3 separate regions of the Mus musculus genome follow, and regions 1 and 3 are each linked to region 2. A link is a loop called in an ENCODE intact Hi-C map of the cell type or tissue named here. Cell type or tissue: heart. All regions are shown on one strand.

Evidence for each region. A loop is a pair of places that touch in the nucleus more often than their neighbours do. Peaks named below come from ENCODE experiments on the same cell type or tissue, not always from the same donor. Only the 100,000 strongest peaks of a DNase experiment are listed, where the experiment ranks them.
Region 1: it touches region 2 in a loop (4-fold over the local background); 9 of 42 quality-filtered maps call a loop at or near these places.
Region 3: it touches region 2 in a loop (2.5-fold over the local background); 9 of 42 quality-filtered maps call a loop at or near these places.

The regions. Positions count from the first base shown.
Region 1 is chr3:34,077,918-34,085,917 of GRCm38, forward strand. Dnajc19 (DnaJ heat shock protein family (Hsp40) member C19) reads right to left here and starts at 3,437. Exons shown (of 6, transcript NM_026332.4): 1 at 3,269-3,437; 2 at 2,314-2,365; 3 at 2,167-2,240; 4 at 1,288-1,367; 5 at 858-928. The coding sequence starts at 3,271. In heart, no CTCF peak of the experiment used is centred here; a DNase peak (open chromatin) is centred at 3,424; H3K4me3 peaks cover 2,246 bases; H3K27ac peaks cover 1,481 bases.
Region 2 is chr3:34,015,691-34,023,690 of GRCm38, forward strand. Fxr1 (fragile X mental retardation gene 1, autosomal homolog) reads left to right here and starts at 4,389. Exons shown (of 17, transcript NM_001113188.1): 1 at 4,389-4,473. The coding sequence starts at 4,423. In heart, a CTCF peak has its summit at 4,270; a DNase peak (open chromatin) is centred at 4,241; H3K4me3 peaks cover 2,853 bases; H3K27ac peaks cover 2,110 bases.
Region 3 is chr3:33,796,832-33,804,831 of GRCm38, forward strand. It overlaps Ttc14 (tetratricopeptide repeat domain 14), which reads left to right and starts at 3,352. Exons shown (of 12, transcript NM_027619.4): 1 at 3,352-3,605; 2 at 4,125-4,249; 3 at 4,360-4,559; 4 at 6,028-6,112; 5 at 6,244-6,373; 6 at 6,619-6,774; 7 at 7,169-7,240; 8 at 7,590-7,709; 9 at 7,809-7,931. The coding sequence starts at 3,448. In heart, a CTCF peak has its summit at 3,084 (motif pointing left); DNase peaks (open chromatin) are centred at 2,990 and 3,290; H3K4me3 peaks cover 2,388 bases; H3K27ac peaks cover 1,643 bases.

The DNA of each region.
Region 1 (8,000 bases), 62 kb after region 2:
TTAGCTGACTCTTTGTAATGTCATCTAGATTTGCTGTCTACTAAAGTGATGGAGCAGTGTGGTCCTAACCCTATCAAAGAGGGGTCATCAAGAGGATTCTGGTAGAATGTGTATATGTGGACTCTACTACCATCCAGAACAGAATACTTCGAGGTCTGCAAGCTAAATTCTTTACATTGTGAAGTCACATACTAAACAGTTCTATTTAAATTTCATGTGCATGACAACAGATTTTTGTGGTCTGCTTAAAGAATCTGTTCTTACCAGTTAAAGCTACTTTGAAGTCTGTATTTGAATAAAAGCAAATACAGCTCATAGGTTTCCAAATAAGTATTCTGTCACAAGTGTCCACACATTAAGAGGCCCCTTAAGTTTTTCTTAATTAAAATTTAAACTTGGTTATTTATGAGTCTAAACAAAAATAATGCAAACCTAAAAAGTAAAACTCAAAACATAGCCGAGTTGGGGTGTGCTTCTTAAGCTCTGCTTTTGGGAATGAGGGAGGGTGGTCATAAGGTTTAGGCCAACCTTGGATGGCCTAAAAACAAACCAACCAAAATATCTAGCAGAACTGTAACCCGTTATTGGAAGACATTCTATCATAGACACAGAACCTAAAAGTAGTAGTAATGTTTACCGCTCCTGCCAAATCACAGTAGTTCTTACATTGTTGTTCATTATATCTTTATTTTGGTGAGACATGGTGTCACTGCAGAGAACGTCACCATATGTACTGAATTTCACTTAAGACACTACAATGTGATCCACAACTGGGAAACTGCTCACACACAGACATTCATAACACCAAGAATTAGCTATTCCATTAACAGTCCAGTATAGTAATAAAAGTTGCTTACCCTTGTCTGGGTGATTTAATAGCATAATCCGGCGATGAGCATCCCTGATCTTCCCTTTATTGGCAGTAGGGCTAATTTGAAAAGGAAAACATACTTGTTGCTTTAGTTTGCTTTAAGAAAACAAAACACCATGAACTATTACAGAAGTGAAGTTAAACATTGAGAACAGTAAAGCAACACAACTGAGAAGCTGTGTGTGAGACAGTAAAATGTGCTTCGTAAGAACCAAAAGTGCTTTAGATGTAGTTAACATCATAACCCTCATTCAACGCTTAGTTTGCATTCCAGAGTAGACTTTAGATTACTCCAGGCAGCAGTGAGCACTGTCCCAGTGTTACACGTGTGAGTTCTATCCCCAGCAACTACTTCATTCTCAATTACTACTAGGAATTACCTTACCCTACATCTCAGAACTGAGTAGACATCTTACCTTACACCTAATATTAATGCTGCTTCCCGTTTTGTCATTTTGGGTTCAAATCCACCTCTGTAGTACCCACCACCGAATGCCTGAAAGAAATTGAATTGGAAGAAAAGATTAATGAAGTAAATGGAAGTTGGTTAAATCTGTAAAAGAAGTGGTACATTTCAGGGAAGTACAAGTGTACTTCCCAAGGCACTTTAGCTTGACCAGGGGTAGCCAACTATTTTAAGATGTGTTAAACACCCATTTCTTGCAACTAAACTGGAACAGTGTCTTGAGAACATAAGATGGGAGGGGGGGAGGGGAGATGAGTGAATGGCAGCCACTCTCATCCATATTCCAGACAGAAACTTGATCCCCGTAAAACAGGAGTTTCAAAAGGTCTCAAAAGACGACCTGGAGATCTCGAAAAGATTCAAGGCAACAACTAAAATAAGACTTTATGGTAGGGACATTTATGCCATCAGAATCTTAACCTTAGTAGAGATCATGTACAACAAGGCCCTATGCTCCTGCCCAAGCTCCATGACATGGCCTCTCAAAGTCCTGACTAGCAGCAGCTTTGTGCTTTACACCCAGTTCAGAGCCGTTATCTAACATCGCTGCAAAGCTATCCTATGTGACAAAACACGAGGGAAGGCAGCTGGACAGATAAACCTGGGTCAACAGTATATGTAGTAAAATTAATTGCTAACTACCTGCTATCGTTCTAAATCTGCAAAGGCCACCCACCCTCAGTTGTCACATGTGAAAACCAACTCCCAGTGTGGCCCATTGCAAGGTTTACAACTCCACACTGAGCTCCATGGACCTGTGGAATTCACCTTACAGGCAAGCTCCAGGCTTCAAATACAGGCAAGTTAGTTAGCAAGAAGGTTCACTTACAGATTTTGGTAGGCTCTGAAAAACTTGTTTTACTTGAGGCTCCACATGCTTCATGGCTTGTAAAACATAACGGCCTAAAACCAAAAGCAACAGAATAAGCAAATCCATGCATAACCAGTCTGCTCCACCCCCAACCCACAGACAAACCTGCAAATCCTGCAGCAGCAATGGTCAACCCGACTGCTACCACTGTGCTGGCCTGTAATGGAGGAGAAGAGCAAGTCTTTACTACTCTTAATTGCTACCTATTCCGCAGCCAAACTCATTACGACCTTCATTTTGGTGAAAGGTGGGTTCTTTTTCCCTTTTGGGGCAGGATTAGGGATGGAACCTAGTGTGTGTCTCATGCTGGTAAGGTGCCTACAACTCCAGCCTTTCTCAAAGTTCCAACACTTTTATTCTGAGGTGGAGTCTTGCTAAAATTGTCCAGGCTGCCCACGAATTTGCGACTAGCTCTCTAAGCAACTGGGACTTTACAGAGTGCAGCACAGGGTCTGCTGGAAGAAACATTTTTTTTTCTAATAGAAATATGTCTTTAAAACTACTGCAGTTGGACGTGGTGCACATTGGCGGCTTGCATTTAGTCCCCGGACTTGGGAAACATTGGCAGGTGAATTTCTGTACGTTCTGGGACTTCCAGGACTACAAAGTGAAACCCTGTTTAAAAAAAAAAAATTAAACTACTGCAATTTTTATCCACAATTTATTGTCAGAGTATGGGATTTTCACCAAGAAGAAAAGGGTAAGTCATCTTTACCCACAACAGTAAGATGGTGATTTTTCAGCCATGGAAGAGAACTTTAACCCTTGGGCATTGGAACCCCTTTCTAGTTTAGACAAGACCGGTGAAAATAAGATTTCTGCTGGATTTGGAAACAGTGCTTGCAAAGGCTCCCTGATCCCATAAGGTATTTCCACCGTAAAGAGGGGAGGAGTGCGGAGATGGTAGTGGGGTAACAGCCCGACCTCCTAGGAGGCACAAACGTGTGCCTGCCTGCAAGCAGATAAGGGGTGTCAGCTGGAGCCACCGGAGGCCGGAGTAAAGGTCAGTCTCCGTATCCGCCCAGCGCCCCTTCGGAGCCCGTCAGCGCCGACCACTCACCATGACTCCACTCCGCGGCTCGGCACCGCGCGCTCATCCCAGCGCGAGCCCACCGCCACGGTACAGCTGTGGAGAACGACAGGGCCGAGCCAGCGATGCCGCCACTTCCACTAGCGCCGCGCAACACGGCAGCGGCGCCGTAAAGTGCGTCGGAACTGTCGCACAAAGTGCCGCACAAAGGGCCTCACCAACTCCGGTTGACGGAGAGGTCGGACTGGGGCGGGACTGGCCATGCCCTCTGCCCGGGATTCCTGACTTGCAAGTCCAATATCCGGCCCTAAAACAGGCTTTCCCGCTAAAACCTATCTCCCTAACTTTGCTTTATATAGGTTATTCCGCCCACCCCGTGGAAGTAGCGTTGTTTTTCACATGAGGCATTTATTTTGTCTTCTGTGCATCTTTTGCTACCCTGGGCTGTCGCCAGTAGATGTCAAGAAGCCACAAGGCTGATCTTCATGGCCTGCAGAGACATCTTTCTTCTTCTGGCTTGGAACGTAGTTAGATCTATAAACATCAGAAACGATATGGAAAATGATTTTTTCCAGTCTTTTTTTTTTTTCCATCTTCCTTCCTGATGTCTGCTTCAGGCTATGTAGATTTGTTCACTAAAAATACAGCTCCTGTTGTGTGTTCACCATGAATTTTTTCTCTCCTGTTTTAGCCTGACTTACTATTTGTGTAATTAAAAGAGCTTCTTGTACCTGTGTTGCTCACAGCATGTGGTTGTTTGGCCTAAGCATGGCAAATGCACTTGACTAGAAGGAAAGTGACTAGGAGCTGTCTTTTTGCATAAAGGCTGTAAGTTGTGAGAATATAAAAGCCATATGTGACCCCAAGGGAAGCTAGAAACTAAGGTAGCTGTTCTTTGTCAATGAATTCCTGTTAATCTTGCCAGTCTTCGCCTGCTACTTCCCCAAGCTTCTCCCCTTTGTTGTCAGAAGACCATTGTGTGAATGTATCATATTTTGCTTATCTTTCCGTTTCTCATGGGTTGTTTCTGTGGTGTAGCTGTGGGGAGTGTCATGTCTGTGGGCATGGATGTACAGAAACTAGGCAGAGACTTATTCCTTTCTCCTGGCTAGGTGGGCAGACATGAAATCCAGGCATGCTGTGAGGATTGGACTTTCACTTGTCGTGCTTTGAATCTGAGCTGTCTCTCAGAGGCTCATGCATGGATTCGTGTGTGTGTGTGTGTGTGTGTGTGTGTGTGTGTTTGTGTGTGTGTGTTAAGAACTCATGGCAGGGATGTGTTAGAGGTAGGGTATTGGGAAGGTAACTGGATCGAAAGGCTCTAAGAAGATGAGTGGATTGATCAGTTGGTTCTTGGCTTGGTGGATGGTGGGAGGTGATGGGGACGTAGCTGAATCATAGTTATGCGGAGCAGGTTCTTGTCTCTAGCTCCTCCCTTTCTTTGCTTCTTGGCCATCATTCATCTCTGCTGGTAGGTCCGACATTCCCCATCCTAAGGTTCTGCTTCACCACACATCCAGAAACAATGGGATCAGACGACTATGCCTTGTCAGCTCTGAGACTGTGAGCCAGTTATTTTTCCAATGTGAGGTAATTCTGTCAGTCATTTTGCCACAGCAAAGGAAAGGTGAGCAATGTAGTTACTGTTATATTCCTGAAAGGGAAGGTAGTTGGTGGATGAGGGCCTCGATCCACATCCATATTTGATAGTTTCTGGGTTTTTATTGAATTGCAGGCATCCTAATGAGTATGAGGTGGTAACTCATTGGACTTTTGACTTGAGTTTCTTTTGATCAATAATATGGAGTGCCTTTTTATATGCTTAATAAATATGTATATGCATCTTTGGAAAAAATGTCTATTCAAGTCTTTTGCCCTTGCCTTTTTTTGGGTAGTGATTTTTATTTGTTCAGATTCAGGAGTTCTCTGTGTGTTCTGGGTATCACTTCTCATTTATATGGTGTGCTATTATTTCTCCCATCTATGTGATGCATGTTTACTCTGCTGGTAGTGTGTATCGAGGTTCAGCATCCTAAAACTTTTTATAAAGTCCAGCTGTCTGGCTTTTTGGTTCTTTGTTGTTGTTCTGACCTGAGCCTTTGAGTCTCACACAAAACCATGGCATGAATGATTTGCCCTAGGTTTTCTTTTAGGGATTTTGTACTTTTCAGTTTTGATCCAGTCTGAGTTGCCTTTTCTGTTCAATACATTGGGCAAATGGCTCCCTCATTTTGCATACATGTGAGTAGTGTCCCAAGCACTGCTCGTGGAGATAGCTCTTTACTTTTTAAATGGTAGAGGTGAAGGAGAGATTTCAGAAACCGCCTGTGGGGAGAGTTCTAGTGAGCATCTGACATCTTTTGTTGTTGTTGTTGTTTTCTAGGACAACCATAACAAATTTCCACAGGCAGGGATGTTTATGAAATAGAAATGTTTTGGTTTTTCTTTTTTAATTCCAGAGGCTGAACATGTAAGATCAGGGCACTGGTGGGTGTAGTTTCTCTCCTAAGCAACTTGTAAAATTTAAAAAGGAGGAAAAGAGGAAAACTTAAAATCATCCTCTCAAAAGAAATACTTTACTTGCTTGCGGCCATTTCTGACTAGTCTTGTCTGGCTGAATGACAGCAATGTGTCAGAATTGCTCTTGGCTTTGCTTTCCCACTACTGAAAGCAAGTCCTTATCTCATGGAAGCAGTAACTGAATATTTCCAACTGATCACTGGTTTGGTTTACAAGCAAAGAAGTGATAACAGAAGTTAAATAGCAGCTAAGAAACCGCCCCCCAGGTGATGCTAACCGGGACTCATCTTTAATGCCAGATTTGAAGTTTGCTTTGCAAAGCTGGGGCCCCTTTTGTTCACGTTTGTACCACATCGTGAGGATGATAATATTTCTCTAGATGAAATTAAAAAAAATTGGTCAGGAGATACTGGGTAAATGATGTGTCACTTGATAGATGTTACGGTGGCCTAAGATGTCTCTCAAGGTACATGACAGTGAGAAGTTGCTCTCTTTTGGCCTGGCCTATTTCTGCAGAGGAACCTCTTTTGGAATGGGTTGGTTCTGGGTTTTCTGTTCTCTGGTTGGGTCAGGACTTCGGGCAGATGAGAGCATGGCTAGGACTCCACAATGCACACGCACTCTGACACATGCAGCAGGATGACCTGTGCTTTATCCGCTTTTCTAAAATGCATTGTTTGGTGAACCACATAGTGCATTGATTGTGCAACTAATGGAATATTTGAATATTTGGAAATTGTAATTGGTTTTGAAATGTACACTTAAATGTAAGTCATGCACAACACAGTGTTTGATCTGAATAAGAGAATTGTTCTTATGCTTTGGTCTTAACTATTCACTCCAATCCAGTACCTCAGCTATTCCATGGAATCCCAAGTGTGTCTTTAAAACCCTGATTGGTATACAGAGGCAGTGACTGCTTGCTATTCCATCCCTAGCTTTTTGAGGACACAGTTTTGATTTCCATAGCCACTGAGACTTTTCTGTGTCCCCTTAGAGGAAAGCTTCCAAAGGTGATGAGTTCAAATGTGACCTCTTCTCCTAAATACATTGAAGCTTTGCCACAATCTGCCTACATTTTTACCCAACTCTGATTTTAATGCTTGATATTAAAATCAGCTGACTTCAGGGGTCAAGTAGATGGGGTTTTGACAGCCTTCAGATCTGATTCTGTAGATCTAACACCATATGCTGAGATATGAGCAGCACCCAGAAATCAATTTAGGAATAATAACATCCCTGTTGTGGAGAGGTTTTCCTAGGCTTGATATTTTTCCATGGACGCAATGATGAGAGCTAGGTTGGCAGACACATTGGGCAATGTTGACTAAGCTGCTCTCCTGCCTCCAAGCCTCATTTGTAAAAGAAAATGTTGAAATGGGTCTTCTCTCAACCACTATTATTGTTTTCTCTTCTTCTTTGTCTCCCCCCCCTTCTCTTCCACCTTTACCTTCTCTTCTTACATTTTCTTTACCCTTCTATGATAATTTGTATATGCTCAGCCCAGGTAGTGGCACTATTAGGAGGTGTGGCCTTTTTGGAGTAGGCGTGGTACTATAGGGGTGGGCTTTATGACCCTCATCCTAGCTGCCTAGAAGCCAGTCTTCCACTAGCAGCTTTCAAATGAAGATATAGAACTCTCAGCTCTGCCTGCACCATGCTTGCCTAGATGTTGCCTTGCTCCCACCTTGATGATAATTGACTGAACTTCTGAACCTGTAAGCCAGACCAATTAAATGTTGTCCTTATGGGAGTTGCCTTGGTCATGGTGTCTGTTCACATTAGTAAAACCCTAACTTCTTTCTTCTCATTCTTCTTTTGGCAGTTGAAACCAAAGCTTCACACATGTTAGATAAATAATGCACCACTGAGATCCAATTCAGCCTGCAAAATTCTTGTATTTTCTTAAACTGTCTTTTTGAATAAGGTAATTGTATAGAACACTTTGTTTTTAGTAGCCACACTTTGATAAATAGAAATGGAATCATGTTGTATTAGAGCCCAGGAATGATGCCAGCAAAATAGAATACTCTTTAGTCCCTCTTCCCCACAGGAATGCCAATTTGGTTGTCACTAACAGATGAGAGTTCCTCTGTACGAGTCAAGGAGTCTAGAGGAGAAAAAGGGGTGAGAAGGGAGAAGAAAATGAACAAATATGGAGGTACACTGAACAGGGTAAACACATCCCCTCAACTGCTGTGAGTTGGTGTCCTCCTCAGTGATGGTAACACTTCCCAAGAGG
Region 2 (8,000 bases):
TTAAAGCTAGACAGAGTTAAGCTTAATTATTAATATTTTACATACCTGGGTAGGCCTTGTTGGAGACACCATGCTTTTTTTTTTTTTAATTTCTTTTTTTTTGCATCAGGCCTCTTCTTATCTCTTTCAGCACAACATTCAATTGCCTGGTGCTTTGTATGTTCTACATTTCTTTTTGCTCTGGTAGCTCTTTTTCATGCAGACCTGGATAAGAGTGATTACTAATTAACCATGTGACAGAGTCAAAATTATAGGCTGTGCTGAAATCTCCTCTATCAAGAAAATTAGTCCAAAATTTTAAAATTTTACCTCAGGTAGATTTTTATGATCTAGGCAAAAGACAGCTATATCTTTTGCCAAAATATCACAAGAATGGTCCCTAACCCCGTAGGTTATCTTGCCTCCCTCTGAAATGGTTTGAACTGGGTCTCCATATTGCCCATTGCTTTCAGCAATACTGTCTTTCGAGATCCTTCTAGAATGGTCTGTTAAATCTCACAGTGTTCAAACACTTTCTTAGTCCAAACTCCCAAAGTCCTTCACATTCTTCCCCAAACAACACAATCAGGTCTATCAGAGCAATAGCCTGCTCCCTGGCACCAGCTTCAATCTTAGTTACCTAACTATTGCTGGGATAAGATACCATGACTAAGACAAGTTACAGAAGAAAGAGTTTATGCGGTGCTTACAGTTTCAGAGGCTGTTATAGCTGGGAGCATGGCAGCAGGCAGGCAGGCAGGCGCGACACTGGAACAGTAGCTTAGAACCTCATCTTGAGATACAACCATGAGGCAGAGAGAGCTAACTGGGAGTGGGGTGGCCTTTGAAACCTTAAAGCTTGACCCCAGTGGCACACCTCCTCCATAAGGCCATGCTCTTAATCCTTTCCAAACAGTTCCTCCAACTGGGAACCAAGGATTCAAATATAGGAGTCTGGTGGAGGTGGGGAGGTTCTCATTCAAACCACCACAATAGCTGTGGGAAAGCTGGACTGGGTACAGACTTCCTCTGCAGCTGCTTTAAGGTCATCCATCCTCCTCCTTATAGCCCTTCGATATTACTCTCCTTCTGAATTCTACATTCAGCTGGCTTGAGGTGTCATTGAAACAGACGACTCCAGAGTGACTTCTGTATCCCAAGGACTGGTAAAGAAACTAAGGGAGGACAAGAAGTGGGTCAAAGTGCTTGCTACCTGAAGACCTGAGTGCAATCCCTGAAACCTATGTTAAAGATGGAAGGAGACAACTGACTCCGTAAAGTTGTTCTCTGAACTTTCATCCATATGCTCTCACATGTGCACATGCAGACACACTTAAATAATAATGGTAAACAATAAAGTTGTTTTAAATTTATGTCACATGTCATTGTAAACGTGATTACTGGAGCTGCAATTACCAATATGACTGTTGGAAGCAGGAAATCAAGGGTTTGCATCTTAACTTCTGTCTCTTAGCACTGTGAACTTGCAAGGGTCACTAGATGCTAGATAAGCTCAGTTTTTAAATGAAAACCACTCTACCTAAATGACCTTAAAGGAGTAGTGAAATGGTAGCTGGAGTCTAAATTAAAATACTTTCAGTATACAAGGGCTGAAGACCAACTCTTACTTTTCAAAGTTTAGACCATCCAGAATCCTTTAGATTCGTTCAGTTAGAGCTTTATAGAGTTCTATTCCAAACAAACAAGCAACATCCAAAACAAGAAAGGGGGAGGGAGAGAGAAAGAACTGAGAAAGGGAGACCTTCCTAAAGCAAAGTCAGAGAACACACTGCCAAGCATGTCACACTCTGGAAAAGTGTGACAATTTCTCAAGTTGGTTAAACACTGAATTATTACAACAGGAGTCAGCAAGTGGATTTCTTGGTATACAGCCAAAAGAGATGGACTTCAAAAATGGAAGCATGAATTTTCATAGCAGTGCTGTGACCGAGCACCTTGCATCCTGGGATCCTTACTAGAGGCACCGAGAAAAGAAAACTAAAACTGACAGACCAAGAAACACACATACAGCAAGCCGTGCCAGGTAGAGTTCTGCTACCTTTGCAACCTAGAACTCAGCATGTTTATTCCTAGGTACAACACAGTGGGAGGGGCTAGCTAATTTCAGTAGGAGTCTGTACATCTCCTCCAGCAGGAGGAAGTCAAAGTCAGTTGTCTTTTCACATACTGATCGGTAACGAAAATTCTGCCATTCCTCTTGAGCCTGGCCCATATGGGTAAGCTTTGCCAAATTGTACCATGGGTCTGAGGCCTCACAGTCATTGGCAAGGTGTGTCAACAGTACACATCTGTTCACGAAGGTCTGTGCCCACACGTGAATCTGGTAGTCTTGGAGATCAGAAGAGGGTGTTGGCTATCCTGGAAATGGAGTTATATACAGTTATGAGTTGCCATGCAGCTGAGAATCAAGGACACATGCTGAGCCATCTCTCCTGCTCCAGCTTTTTGGTTTGAGACAGGGTCTATGTATCTCTAGTTGTCCTGATATATAGTAGTCCAGGCTGGCCCTGAATTCAGAGTTCCTCTTGCCTTTGTCTTCTGAGAACTCGAATTGATGGTGTTCACTACAACACCGGGCACCTACCCCAGAAGTGTTACTTTTAACAGCTAAAAGAGAATTTGACTCAGCTAACAGTGGAGTTTTTTGTTTGTTTGTTTTGAGACAGGGTCTCACATAGCTAGACTGACCTGGAACTTGTAGCTGAGGATAACCTTGGACTCCTGATCCTCTTGTATTCTCCACAAAATTACAGGCATGGGCCTTCAAATGAGAAATAAATAAAGGGCTAAAGAAGATAGTGCTGTGTGTAGCTCCGGGACCTTGTTTCAGTCCTCTGCATCTGACCCTCAAACATACTAATAAACCCATATCAGCAGTACAGTGCGGTTGCTTATGCAGTGTAATACTGTGACAAAAAATGGACACCTAGTCATACCTGCTGTACCATGAATCTTGAAAGAATATTCTAAATGAGAGAAGCCAATCACAGAAGCTCTCACATCACGATCCCACTCATATGTGAGATCGAGCTAGGCAAATCTCTACATAGAAAACACATGGGCAGTTTCCTAGAATCCAGGGAATTCAGGAGAATTGGGGAACAGCAACAAGCACAAGTGCTTTTTATTTTTACTTATTTATTGTTGTTTGTGATGAAAATGTTTTATACTGATCCTGGTGATAGACGCTGAACTGTACATTTTTAAAAGGGCTAATCTTGTATAAAGAAAATGTACTTTATACAAACCAGGTTGCTAGGGGCCAGGAGCTCACACCAGTAAAGCCAGCACTCTGGAGGCTAAGACAAGAGAATGGGAGGTAAATCGAAGGCCATCTTGGACTGCTTAGTGAGACTTGTCTCAGAGTAACAGGTAACCGTGGGGGAACTGAGCCTGTTAGCCCAACTGGCACCTGGAGGTGGGAGGCAGGGTGGTCAATTTGAGCTCCAAATAAAGGAAAGACAAATACATCATGCGTCGCTGAAAAGTTATGTAAAGATGCACATACAAATGAATTCTTTTAAGTACTATTTCCAAAAGCCTTGCTTTCAGAAGTTGGCATTAACTTATCAAACTAAGTATGAGTGCCACAAAGCTTCTAGAACTGGTGGCGTTTCTGGTAAAGTCACACAACACAAAACCCAATAGGTTCTTGGATCCTCTTTGCAAAACTTCCCACGTGTAACCTATCAGGGGTGGGAGGAATACACTTTCCCATTGTTTAAAATTTTTTAAAAGTAATGCCAGCACTCCGATGGCCAGAGGCAGAAGCAGTTCTGTGGGTTCAAGGCCACCCAGGGGTAGAGAACTGTGTCTCAAACAGGATCCCCCCACAAAATTAGCCTAGGTTTCCCGAGCCTTTAATAACGTATTAAGGTAACCGTGCTCGGTCGGTGACAGGTGAGTGAGCTGCCTTCGCGCGAGGCGAGGCCTGAGAACTGCGTGAGGCTCGGGGGAAGCCCCGAGTCCCGGGTTCGTCCTGGGAAAGGCTCTTCAAGGGGACGGCCCGAGGCTCCAGAGGGAAGGCTCCATGAGGGCAAACCTGAGAGTGTCGGCCGGCCATGCGCTCTGGCCGAGCCCGAGCGCCCGCCAGGCCGCGCTTCCTGACGGGAAGAGCCCGTAGGGAGCGTCGCCGGCCGCGCGGATCCTGGGGCGAGGGTGGCGCGCCGGGCGGGTCCGCCTCACTCATTGTGCGCGAGGCGGGCCGCGCGGGCGTGGGCGTGGGCGGACCGGCCTGCCGCTGGGTAGCCGCCCAAGGACCCGCGCAGAGCGGCGCCGCTAGCGGAGAGCCCGGGAGCGGGCCGGGAGCGTCCCGCCCTCCCGCCCGCCCGCCCCTCCCCCGCGACGCTCGCCCCTCCCCCCTCCTCCCCTCGCGTTGGAAAGTTTCTAGAATCTCTTCCCAGCAGCCTTTGCGGTTCCAACATGGCGGAGCTGACGGTGGAGGTTCGCGGCTCCAACGGGGCTTTCTACAAGGTACGGGCCGCGGGGCGGCCGGGGATGGGAGCTGGGCACTGGGAGCGGGGTCAAGGGGCGCCGGGGACCCCGGGGGCCGAGGAGAGGTGTCAGGTGGTGGCGGGGGAGGCAGCTGGGCCGTGCTGCTGGCCTCTGCCCTCGGCGCGGTTTAACGGTCTCGGGGCCCAGGCTCCGTTATGTTTGGAAACAAGGCGGCGGGTGCTGGCTTGCCTCCTGTCCCGGAGCGTCCTGGGTCGAGGCCTCCGGGACGCGGGCGGGCGGGCGGGCTGGAGCGGCGGGCTGTGGTGCGGGCGCGCCGCCGAGGCCTGGCGGGGTGGGGGGCGCGGACGGGCGGACTGAGGGACGGACTGAGGCGGGCAGCTCACTGCGACCCCGCGGCGGCGGCCGGGCCCGCCAGGCTCCTCTCCGCCCGCCCGCCCTCCCGCCCGCGGCATGAATGGCTGACTCCCCGGCCTACCCCGGCTTGTGCTGCCCCGGGGGCCCTGCGAACCCACGGCGCCCGCCCGCCCGCGTGGAAACCCGGACGGGCGGCGGGCCCTGGTGGCCGCGGCCTGGGGAGCGGGCGGCCCCTTCGCCCCTCGGCCCGGGAGAAATGCGAATTCCGAAGGAAGGGTTCAAAGGTGACCCGAGGCCAGGCGGCAGGTGGGAGGGACGCGTGTCTTCCCAGCCCCTGGGAAGGTGGGTTTTTTGTTTTTTGTTTTTGCTTTTTAAGTCCTCTTCCACGAGGTTCTTTTTGTTTCCTTTGAGAAGAGGCCATGCATTGCCGTGGAGGCTGGCCTCGGAGACAGAGGGAGGATTCTAGAGTGGAGGAATTTGTAAGGCGCTTGCTTCTATTGGAAAAGGGGGAGGGGGCACCAAGCAGAACACGAAGGCTGAACAGTTTTTCCATAGTAACGGCCCCTTCTCCTTATTTTTTTTTCTCCCCAAAGTGTGCGAGAATCTTAACAAATCAACACAAAACCTTCTCAGCTGTTGTCTGTCAGTCATTCTCCAAGCCAGCATCTCAGATGTTTGAGAGTCTTGGCTATTTTTATGAAGGCTCTCTTCTAGTACATGAGTATTGTATGTACTTAAAATGGTTTCTCACAGGTTTTCATTTCAATGGCTCCTTTATTCCAGAGGATTTTATTTGGTATTAACGATTTCCTAATTTTTCAGTGTTTTGCTTTTCCCTTTCTAGCTTGCTTATTAGCTGTATGGAGGTGATTTGTCACGTGGTAATAATATAGGCAGTAGCTCATTGACAAAGAATGATAAGTATACTTTTTTAAATTTTGTTTTGTAAATTTTGATTGTAAAATCTCTGGTGGCCAACTAAGTAGTAAGAGTGAGTGTTAAAGCCTTTAGTATCACCTATTAGTGTGTAACTGGCTTCGTTAGTGTTCCAGGTTTAAAACATGATGTCACATAAATGATTCAAGCAATATTTGAGTAGATACTTCTTACTGAAACCTAGTGGTTACCATCTCTGCAAGATTGTAGATAAGGTGAGCTGGGCCACAAGGACTGGACTTAAGACTACTTTTCCTGCCTAGATAAAGTTCGTTAGTGTGTATCACTCCCTACCTACCCTGTGGAAAAGGCTCAGGAATCTCTGATTCTCAGCACACATTTTAGGTAACACAGATTATGCAGGCTTTCCTTGCACATTGAAAAGTGATTGTTTCAACAAATTCTTCATCGTGTAGATAATAGGGAACCATTTCTTTGACTGAATTTTATGTCAATCTGTAGTACAACATAATCAGTTTGACTTCTGTAAAGTTGGTTTGCAATCTTTTGGTGTCTTTTTTTTTTTAAAAGTTATTTCACAAGCAAATATCTCCATGTTGGAACTTTGAAGTATTAGTAATTGATTTTGGTTGTATTGAAAATTGAGCCTAGACCTTGGCTTGTACATAGTATGGTAGGCATTTGTTTTTGCTATAAAGCTCTGCTCTGATGCCTTTTTCCCCCCTTCTTTGATAGTCTGAGTAAATTGTCCAGGCTGGTCCTGAACTCACTGTGTAGTTCATGCTGGCCTTGAACTTGCATTCCTCCTTTTTAGCCTCCTGGGTAGCTATTATAGTTCCAGGTCTGTACCCCTTTCACACTCTACAAATCTGGTTATACTTAGACTGGACCTCACCATTTTACTGACAAGGGTTGGGAAGGACATTAGCCACATTTTTGTGTATTTTGAACGTTTGAAAGTTTTCCTTCTGTAATCAATTGTATGTGTACTTTGTACAAGATGTAGTCTTCAGGACTTTGGAACATCAAAATGGTAAAAGGAAAAGAACTTTAACTAGAAGTAATAAGCAAATGGGAATTCTAGGTGGCATACTTCATTATCTTGTCACTGGATTCCTGTAAATTAGGGACTTGAAATACAGTGCTCTAAAATACTTTCATATCTTATGCAGTGAAATTATCCATGTGGGTTGATCCCCTGCTTCCCCGAAAAGTAGATTTATTAAGGAAAAATGAGGAGGAACTCCTTAGGGTGGACAGGTCTCCCAAGGGCAAGGGGAGGAATGCCTTTTCCTTCTGAGTTGGAACCTGGCTGGAGCCTTCCCCACACATGCTTTGCAGGAGATTCACTATTGACCTATACTCTTAACCTCATTTGACACAAACTCCAATGAGATATGGCTTTAAACTTGGCCATCCTTTCTCCTCAGCCTCCTTTAATAGCTGAGATTACAGGCATGTATCACCACACATGACTGAAAAAAATTCTTACAACTGGTTTATTATTTTCTGTCATTTAAATTTTTAATTTAATTTGTATACTGCAAAACAGCTTTCATTAAAATAAACATTATGAATGTTGTGATAAATGGCTGACAATTGTGTGCAACCACAATCTCTATGATAGAATAGTTGTACCATCTCTTAAATTTCCCTTGTTGACCCTTTAGCCTTTAGGCTCACCTTTCATGGGGGTGGGATAACCCTTTTACAGGGGTTGCATATCAGATATTTATTTATATGACAATTCACAACAGTAGTAGAATTACAGTTATGAAGTAGCAACAAAGTAAGTTTATGATTGGGGGTCACCACAACAGGAATTAAAGGGTATTAAAGGGTTGCAGCATTAGGAAGATTGAGAACTACTGCTCTTAGGGTATCCTGTCTCAGTAGTTAGTGCAATACCTATAGAATTAAGCAAAATAATGTTAGAGTTTTGAGCCTGGCTTCTGTCTAGCATAGAGGAATTTAATTTTTTCTAATTTAGAAGATAATAATGAAGGAATTTTGGAAATGCTAAAAACTAGAAGTTGTTTAGAGTCAAGAGCTCTAAATGGTTCTATTTTGTTGTACTTTTCTCAGTGGTAGGTTTTCATGTATGGGTGATTCTGAAATTCTGTATTTACCAACTTTTACACCTTTTACTTCCCCAGAAATATAGGGAGTACACACATCTGGCTGTGTGAGTTGTGATTTAAGAGTTTGAGAGGTGTCATCATGCTTTGATCTTTGTAGCCAGTGCATTGCCTTGATGTATTGCTCCATGGAGTAAAAAAATTCATACATCCATA
Region 3 (8,000 bases), 220 kb before region 2:
CTGCTATGAACATAGTGGAGCATGTTTCTTTCTTACTAGTTGGAACGTCTTCTGGATATATGCCCAGGAGAGGTATTGCGGGAGCCTCAGGTAGTACCATGTCCAATTTTCTAAGGAACCGCCAGACTGATTTCCAGAGTGGTTGTACAAGCTTGCACTCCCACCAACAATGGAGGACTGTTCCTCTTTCTCCACATCCTCGCCAGCATCTGCTGTCACCTGAATTTTTGATCTTAGTCATTCTGACTGGTGTGAGGTGGAATCTCAGGGTTGTTTTGATTTGCATTTCCCTGATGATTAAGGATGCTGAACATTTTTTCAGGTGCTTCTCAGACATTCAGTATTCCTCAGATGAGAATTCTTTGTTTAGCTCTGAGCCCCATTTTTTAATTGGGGTTATTTGATTTTCTGGAGTCCACCTTCTTGAGTTCTTTATATATATTGGATATTAGTCCTCTATCTGATTTAGGATAGGTAAAGATCCTTTCCCAATCTATTGGTGTCCTTTTTGTCTTATTGACGGTGTCTTTTGCCTTACAGAAGCTTTGCAGTTTCATGAGGTCCCATTTGTCAATTCTCGATCTTAAAGCACAAGCCATTGCTGTTCTATTCAGGAATTTTTCCTCTGTGCCAATATCTTCGAGGCTTTTCCCCACTTTCTCCTCTATAAGTTTCAGTGTCTCTGGTTTTATGTGGAGCTCCTTGATCCACTTAGATTTGACCTTAATACAAGGAGATAGGAATGGATCAATTCGCATTCTTCTACATGATAACCACCAGTTGTGCCAGCACCATTTGTTGAAAATGCTGTCTTTTTTCCATTGGATGGTTTTAGCTCCCTTGTGGAAGATCAAGTGACCATAGGTGTGTGGGTTCATTTCTGGGTCTTCAATTCTATTCCATTGGTCTACTTTTCTGTCACTATACCAGTACCATGCAGTTTTTATCACAATTGCTCTGTAGTAAAGCTTTAGGTCAGGCATGGTGATTCCACCAGAGGTTCTTTTATCCTTGAGAAGAGTTTTTGCTATCCTAGGTTTTTTGTTATAATGGAGTACTACTCGGCTATTAAAAAGAATGAATTTATGAAATTCCTAGGCAAATGGTTGGACCTCGAGGGCATCATCCTGAGTGAGGTAACCCAATCACAAAAGAACTCACATGATATGTACTCAAAGATAAGTGGATATTAGCCCAGAAACTTAGAATACCCAAGATATAAGATACAATTTGCTAAACACATGAAACTCAAGAAGAACGAAGACCAAAGTGTGGATACTTTGCCCCTTCTTAAAATTGGGAACAAAACACCCATGGAAGGAGTTACAGAGACAAAGTTTGGAGCTGAGAAGAAAGGATGGACCATCTAGAGACTGCCCTATTCGGGGATCCATCCCATAATCAGCCTCCAAATGCTGACACCATTGCATACACTAGCAAGATTTTGCTAAAAGGACCCTGATATAGCTGTCTCTTGTGAGACTATGCTGGGGCCTAGCAAACACAGAAGGGATGATCTCAGTCAGCTATTGGATGGATCACAGGGCCCCCAATGGAGGAGCTAGAGAAAGTAGCCAAGGAGCTAAAGGGATCTGCAACCCTATAGGTGGAACAACAATATGAACTAACCAGTACCCCGGAGCTCTTGACTCTAGCTGCATATGTATCAAAAGATGGCCTAGTTGGCCATCACTGGAAAGAGAGGCCCATTGGACTTGCAAACTTTATATGCCCCAGTACAAGGGAACGCCAGAGCCAAAAAGGGGGAGTGGGGGGGAGGGGAGTGGGGGGGGAGGGTATGAGGGACTTTTGGGATAGCATTGGAAATGTAAATGAGGAAAATACCTAATTTAGAAAAAAAAAAGATCTGAGGCCACACCTTAGGTAGCCACATTAACCTTCAGTGTTATAGCTTTATGCCTTTATTCTTATCTGTCTTCCACAAACAAACAGAGTCACTCCGAGCCAGGGCGTATTTTCATCTTTAGAGTCTAGTGTTTGTTACAGGATATACATATGTGTTTACTATTTTTTGTTTGTTTTTTGGTTTTTGTTTGTTTGTTTGGTTGGTTGGTTGGTTTTTCGAGACAGGGTTTCTCCGTGTAGCCCTGGCTATCCTGGAACTCACTCTGTAGACCAGGCTGGCCTGGAACTCAGAAATCCACCTGCCTCTGCCTCCCAAGTGCTGGGATTAAAGGCGTGCACCACCACGCCCGGCTTATGTGTTTACTTTTAAGATGAAATTTGAAATCACAGTAAAAGTAGGGTTAGAAACCAAGCAGTGAAAATCTGTTTGGAATATTCTGCTTTCTTCATTTCCTTCACCATTTTCGTACCCTGTACCACCCCCTCCCAACAGTTCATTAAACTATTCATATTTCTTTAAAGTTTCTTGGAGAGTTTTTAAGTTAAAAAAAATGTAGGTGGGGTTGTAGCTCAGTGGTAGAGAGAATCCTTGGCTAGCATGCTGAAAACCCAAGCACTAACCAACTCCCTCACTTTCCATTGTACCCCCTCTGGTCTGGTCAACTATCCAGTGTCCTGTCCCTTTCAAAAATCACGTATTTGTCACGAAAGAAAATGAATTCGAAACCCCTGTAACTGGAAAACAAACAAACAAACAAAACAAACAAAAAAACAAACAAAAAACAAACAAACAAACAAAAGCCCTGATGGTATGGGTGTGGTGCCCAGGTGTAGAACAAAGTTGTGTGGGGTTATGGGTTACACTCGGTGTAGAGCTAGCACTGAAGTGTAGCCAGCAAACGCTGGCCAGTTTTAAGTAAGCCACCTAAAGCACTCGGTACCAGTGTGTACCAGGCAGCCCACAGATATCACCCTAGTAGTAGGCAGCTTATCCTAAAACTCCTACAAAGCCACGCCAGAACAGAGCATGCGCGCTGCGCTTTAAAGCTCTCCGGGCTGGTGACAGCCACATCCCTCTAAAAGGCAGCGAGAAACAAGGTGGACACGCCTCCAGCCGCCGCCAAGTCAACTGTAGGTCCTTGTCTGTCTGCCCCACGTCGGTCTAGCAGGCAGCTTTCCTGCGACCGCCACCTTGAGGCAATCCTGAGGGGACGCGGGCGCCGCCCCGGGCAGACAGGACTGAGGAAACTTCCTCCGCGGCCGCCCAGCCACCCTTGCACCGCTGAACTCGGCAGCACCCGGTGAAAAAGAGACCGGAGCTCTGGCCTTGGCGACCTAGGAACCACACAGCCCGACGTACGTGCTAAGCTCAGGCGTCCCCACACGTCACACCTCCAGCCTTACTCCGCCCTCGGCGCCAGACCCGCTTCGCGCTTCCTGCGGGTTCCCGTAGTCCCGCCAGGTCTCGCGAGACTGAGGCAGCTCGCCGCCGCGAGCGCTTCCGGGAGGTTAGCGCGTCCGGGCAGCTTCCCTCGGCTTGCGGGAGCGCGGGCTCGGACGCCGGAGCCTGGCGGGCTCGCCATGGACCGCGACTTGCTGCGGCAGTCGCTGGGCTGCCACGGCCCGGCCCTGCTGTCGCTGCTGCGGAGTGAACAGCAGGACAACCCGCACTTCCGGAGCCTGCTGGGCACGGCGGCCGAGCCAGCCCGCGGCGCGGCGCCTCCTCCGGGAGCCGGCAGGTATCGGGGCCGTGACCCGGGCCGGGGCGCGGGGCGGACAGGAGGGACCGAGCCCCGGGGTGTGTGACCAGGCACTGGCTCCGGGCTGAATGGCCGGGATGCGCCTTCCGAGCCGCCGCCAAAGCTTCCCTGCTCCCGTTTCCAGAGAGAACGGGCTTAAAACTTCTTCCGGAACTCAGTGGGTAAAGTCACTTTCCATCGAGCGGCCTGACCTGACCGATTCCCAGGCTTCGCAAGGGTAGGCGAGAACCAATCCCAGCCTTGTCCTATGATCCCCCAGTTGCACACGGTGGCACATGGACGCCACATCACAGCACTAAATAAATGCATACTGAAAAGCTAAAATAAATAAAACTTCCCCTGGAGACACTAAGCAGGGTTGGGTGATGAAAACTGCCGTACACGAGTTTGGATGTATGAGAGCGTGGATCAGTGAAAAAAAAAAAAAAAAATATATATATATATATATATATATATATATATATATATGTACATGTATATAGTCACCTTTCTTTTAAGGAAAGAGAAGAGAGTTGACAACATTGAAATACAAAAATTCATCTCTAAAAAAGCGGATCTGCTTTTTGCACTGTCTTGGAAATCAGACGCATCTCCACCCTCTGAAGTGCATGACGACAATGACAGTAAGTTTAGTCTGAGAAGCTTTTCAAGATTTACTGGTTAGTTTAAAGCATTTTATCAAAGGAGAAGGAAGTCAGAATGATCGTGGTGATTTGGTTTTATTTTATTCCAGATCTTTATGCGGTCATGCCACCCTTAGAGCAGTTCATGGAGATGCCAAGCATGGACCGGAGAGAGCTCTTCTTCCGAGATATTGAACGTGGTGATATAGTGATTGGAAGAATTAGCTCTATTCGGGAGTTTGGTTTTTTCATGGTGTTGATCTGTTTAGGAAGTGGCATCGTGAGAGATATTTCGCACTTAGAAATCACAGTAAGTCACTCTACACTCATCCCATGCAAAAATTATGTGCTTATCCAAGTCTGTTTACATTTACCTGGTAGGATATTGGGGGGGGAGGGTTAAAGATAAGCTGAAAAAAAAAAAAAAAAACAGTAGTTGTTCTTACCAAAAGCCTTAGAGAGCTGGACATTGACAGTACATGCCTTTAACCCTAGTTCTCAGGAGGCAGAGGTGGGCTGAACAGAGGTGGGTTCAAGGCCAGCCTGATCTCTATAGTGAATCCCTATCAAAAAAAAACAAGTACTAGAGTGTTACGTTTCCTCCATTGTGGGTGTTTCAAGGTTTGGAGAACTCTGTTTGCAGGTCAGTCTCCTTTTTGACATCATAGAGATTAGTGGTTGTGATGATGTTCATTGGTATTCTGAACAGATATCTTGTGGTTAAACATATGCTTAATAATTGCACATTAGATGTTCGTATGTAAGTAATCTAGCAAGTCCTTCCTATCATATTAAACATATAACATTCTCTCTCTCTCTCTCGCTGTAATAACGTGCTTGCCTCCGTTTGGAGTGCTTCACCCCAACACTGTTCATGTCGGCTCTCTGTCTCACCATGTGAAGAGAAGACATATACAACAGGAGGGTGCACACCTCATTTAAAATGCTAATAGCTTTTGTGTCTTGGTTTTTGGGTTTTTTTTGTTGTTGTTGTTGTTGGTTTGGTTTTGGTTTTTTGGGGTTTTGTTTGTTTGTTTGGTTTTGGTTTTTTGAGACAGGGTTTCTCTGTGTAGCCCTGGCTGTCCTGGAACTCAGAAATCCGCCTGCCTCTGCCTCCCGAGTGCTGGGATTAAAGGAGTGTGCCACCACTGTATCTTGGTTCTTAAAGCTAAAAAACAAGTTTTATTGTGGTTGGACACAAAATGTAACAAAAAAAAATTCTTAAATTTAAGTCACTGACATGTCTGTTAACAGTTGTTTAAAGCCATCAAAAAGAATGAAAGTATGCTGGATGGCCTGAAAGACCCTGTCTCTGATGAAATAAGGCAAACACAGAAAGACAGATATCACATGTTCACATTGTGAATACTGAAAAAGACAGTAGACTAGAGTGGCCAGAGTCAGAAAAGGGGGAGAGGACTGAAGGAAAGTAGGTAACTGCAGCTGGATTAGGATGAGGTGTTCTGGAGCACAGGAGGGTGGCTAGTCTATGACCAGAAAAGAATCTGAAGACTAAACCCAAAGAAATGGTATCTGTCTATTACTAATTATACCAATAGGATAATGGTATATGTGTATTGATTTGCTACCCTGTAAACACTATATAATTGTACCCTGTAAATATGTATAATTATGGATTCTTAAAAAGGAAATAGTGTTAGACTTAGACTTATCATTGTTAATGTGCAGTATTACCATTCATAATGAATAACTAAGATACGAGATACTGTTCTTGCCAGAGTCAAATGTGTGGTGTTTTCAAATACTTCTCCTTGCAGGCTCTTTGTCCCTTAAGAGATGTGCCTTCTCACAGTAACCATGGAGATCCTTTATCATATTATCAAACTGGTGACATAATTCGAGGTGATCAACTTCAACATACTAATTAAAATTTTCAAATTAATGTTGAAAATGTAGTTTAATAGAGGTAGGGTTTGAAAAGTTTATTTTTGTTTTCACTTTTTTATTGTTTGTTCCTTTTTTCTTCTTCAAAGCTGGAATCAAGGATATTGACAGATACCATGAAAAGCTTGCAGTATCTCTGTATAGCTCATCTCTTCCTCCACACATGGCTGGCATTAAACTAGGTGTGATCACTTCTGAAGAGCTTCCTTTGTACTACAGGTATTTATCTTTTATCTATTTCTAACAAATTACAACTGGAATTGCATTTTATAGCCTGTAAATTACTTTAAGCTTGGTAGACAGTTATAGCATAATAGTGCCTGTCTTTTGTGTACAAAAGTGGCATTAGTGTTTAACCCTCCTAGAGTCACATTTCTAGTAAAGTCGGGTGTGCTCCTTACTGTTTGTGTTTCTGATTTTTTTCTTTTTCTTTTTTTTTTCCTTTTTTTTTTTATTTTACAAAGGAGGAGTGTTGAACTAAATAGTAATTCTTTGGAGTCCTATGAAAATATCATGCAGAGTTCTCTGGGATTTGTTAATCCAGGAGTAGTTGAATTCCTTCTAGAGAAACTAGGAATAGATGAATCTCATCCACCGTCTTTAATGAGAGGCCTACAAAGGTAAAAGTAGATCTGCATTCTCTTAGCTGATAAAGGTGGTGAGGGGTGTGGATTAGCTCAGAGGCTACATAGCTGAAGAACACGTTGACCGTAGCAATAGGAATATACTGAAGGTTGAGTGAAGTGAGCCTATCTCCTCCTGGTCTGGATGCTAAGCAATGCTAGGAATATGCCATTTGACCCAAGTAGAGGAGGAAACAGAAAAGTTCATATATATGCTTAAGACTAACATTTAACAGTAATATTCACATTTGACAATTTAAAAGGACTTGGCTGTATAGATGTAATACGAATTTCCTGCTTGAAATTCACCATTTCACTGTTGTATCTACCAGAGACAGAATGAAGTGTACTTCTAAAGTATTTACATTTTTGACTCTCATTTTCTTTATAGCAAAAATTTCTCTGAAGATGATTTTGCTTCAGCATTAAGAAAGAAGCAGTCAGCATCTTGGGCTTTAAAATGGTATGGAGATTGTTCTGTTTAACAATGGCAGTTATCTAGTATGTAACTTAGACACGAATTCTCTCAGCATCAGTAAGACTAGAATGTGTTTACAAGTGAATGACATTCATAAAGGTCTTACATTAGAATCTTAGTAGACAAATTTTGTTCAGAATTGTTTTCCAGAAAGAATTAGTGTCTTAATATTTGAATATCTGTAAAAGCAGAGGTGCTTTTTAAACACTGAGAGTAATTTAAAAACTAAATATTTGTCCAATTTAAATGCTTCTTAATTTAGTAATGATTTATACTAACATTTTATTTAGATACTTAGTAAAATATTTGTGATGTTTCACAAATGTGTTTTCAGTGTGAAGATTGGAGTCGATTATTTTAAGGTGGGGCGACATGTGGATGCTATGAACGAATACAATAAAGCTCTGGAAATAGACAAACAAAATGTGGAGGCTTTGGTAGCGCGAGGAGCATTGTAAGTGAATTGTGGACTTTAAGGAGATGTTTTGAAGAATGAAAAATGTGTAAAGGAGTCACAAGATTAAAATTTCCTACTTTTGTTTAATGTCTCTAGATATGCAACAAAAGGAAGTCTAAACAAAGCAATAGAAGATTTTGAGCTCGCATTAGAAAACTGCCCAACTCATAGGAATGCAAGGAAATATCTCTGCCAGACACTTGTAGAAAGGGGAGGGCAGTAAGTATGGGGTTTCATTTCATAGTAAACGTCTGATGCGCAGCCGGTTCCTGGGATACCCTGAGGCTT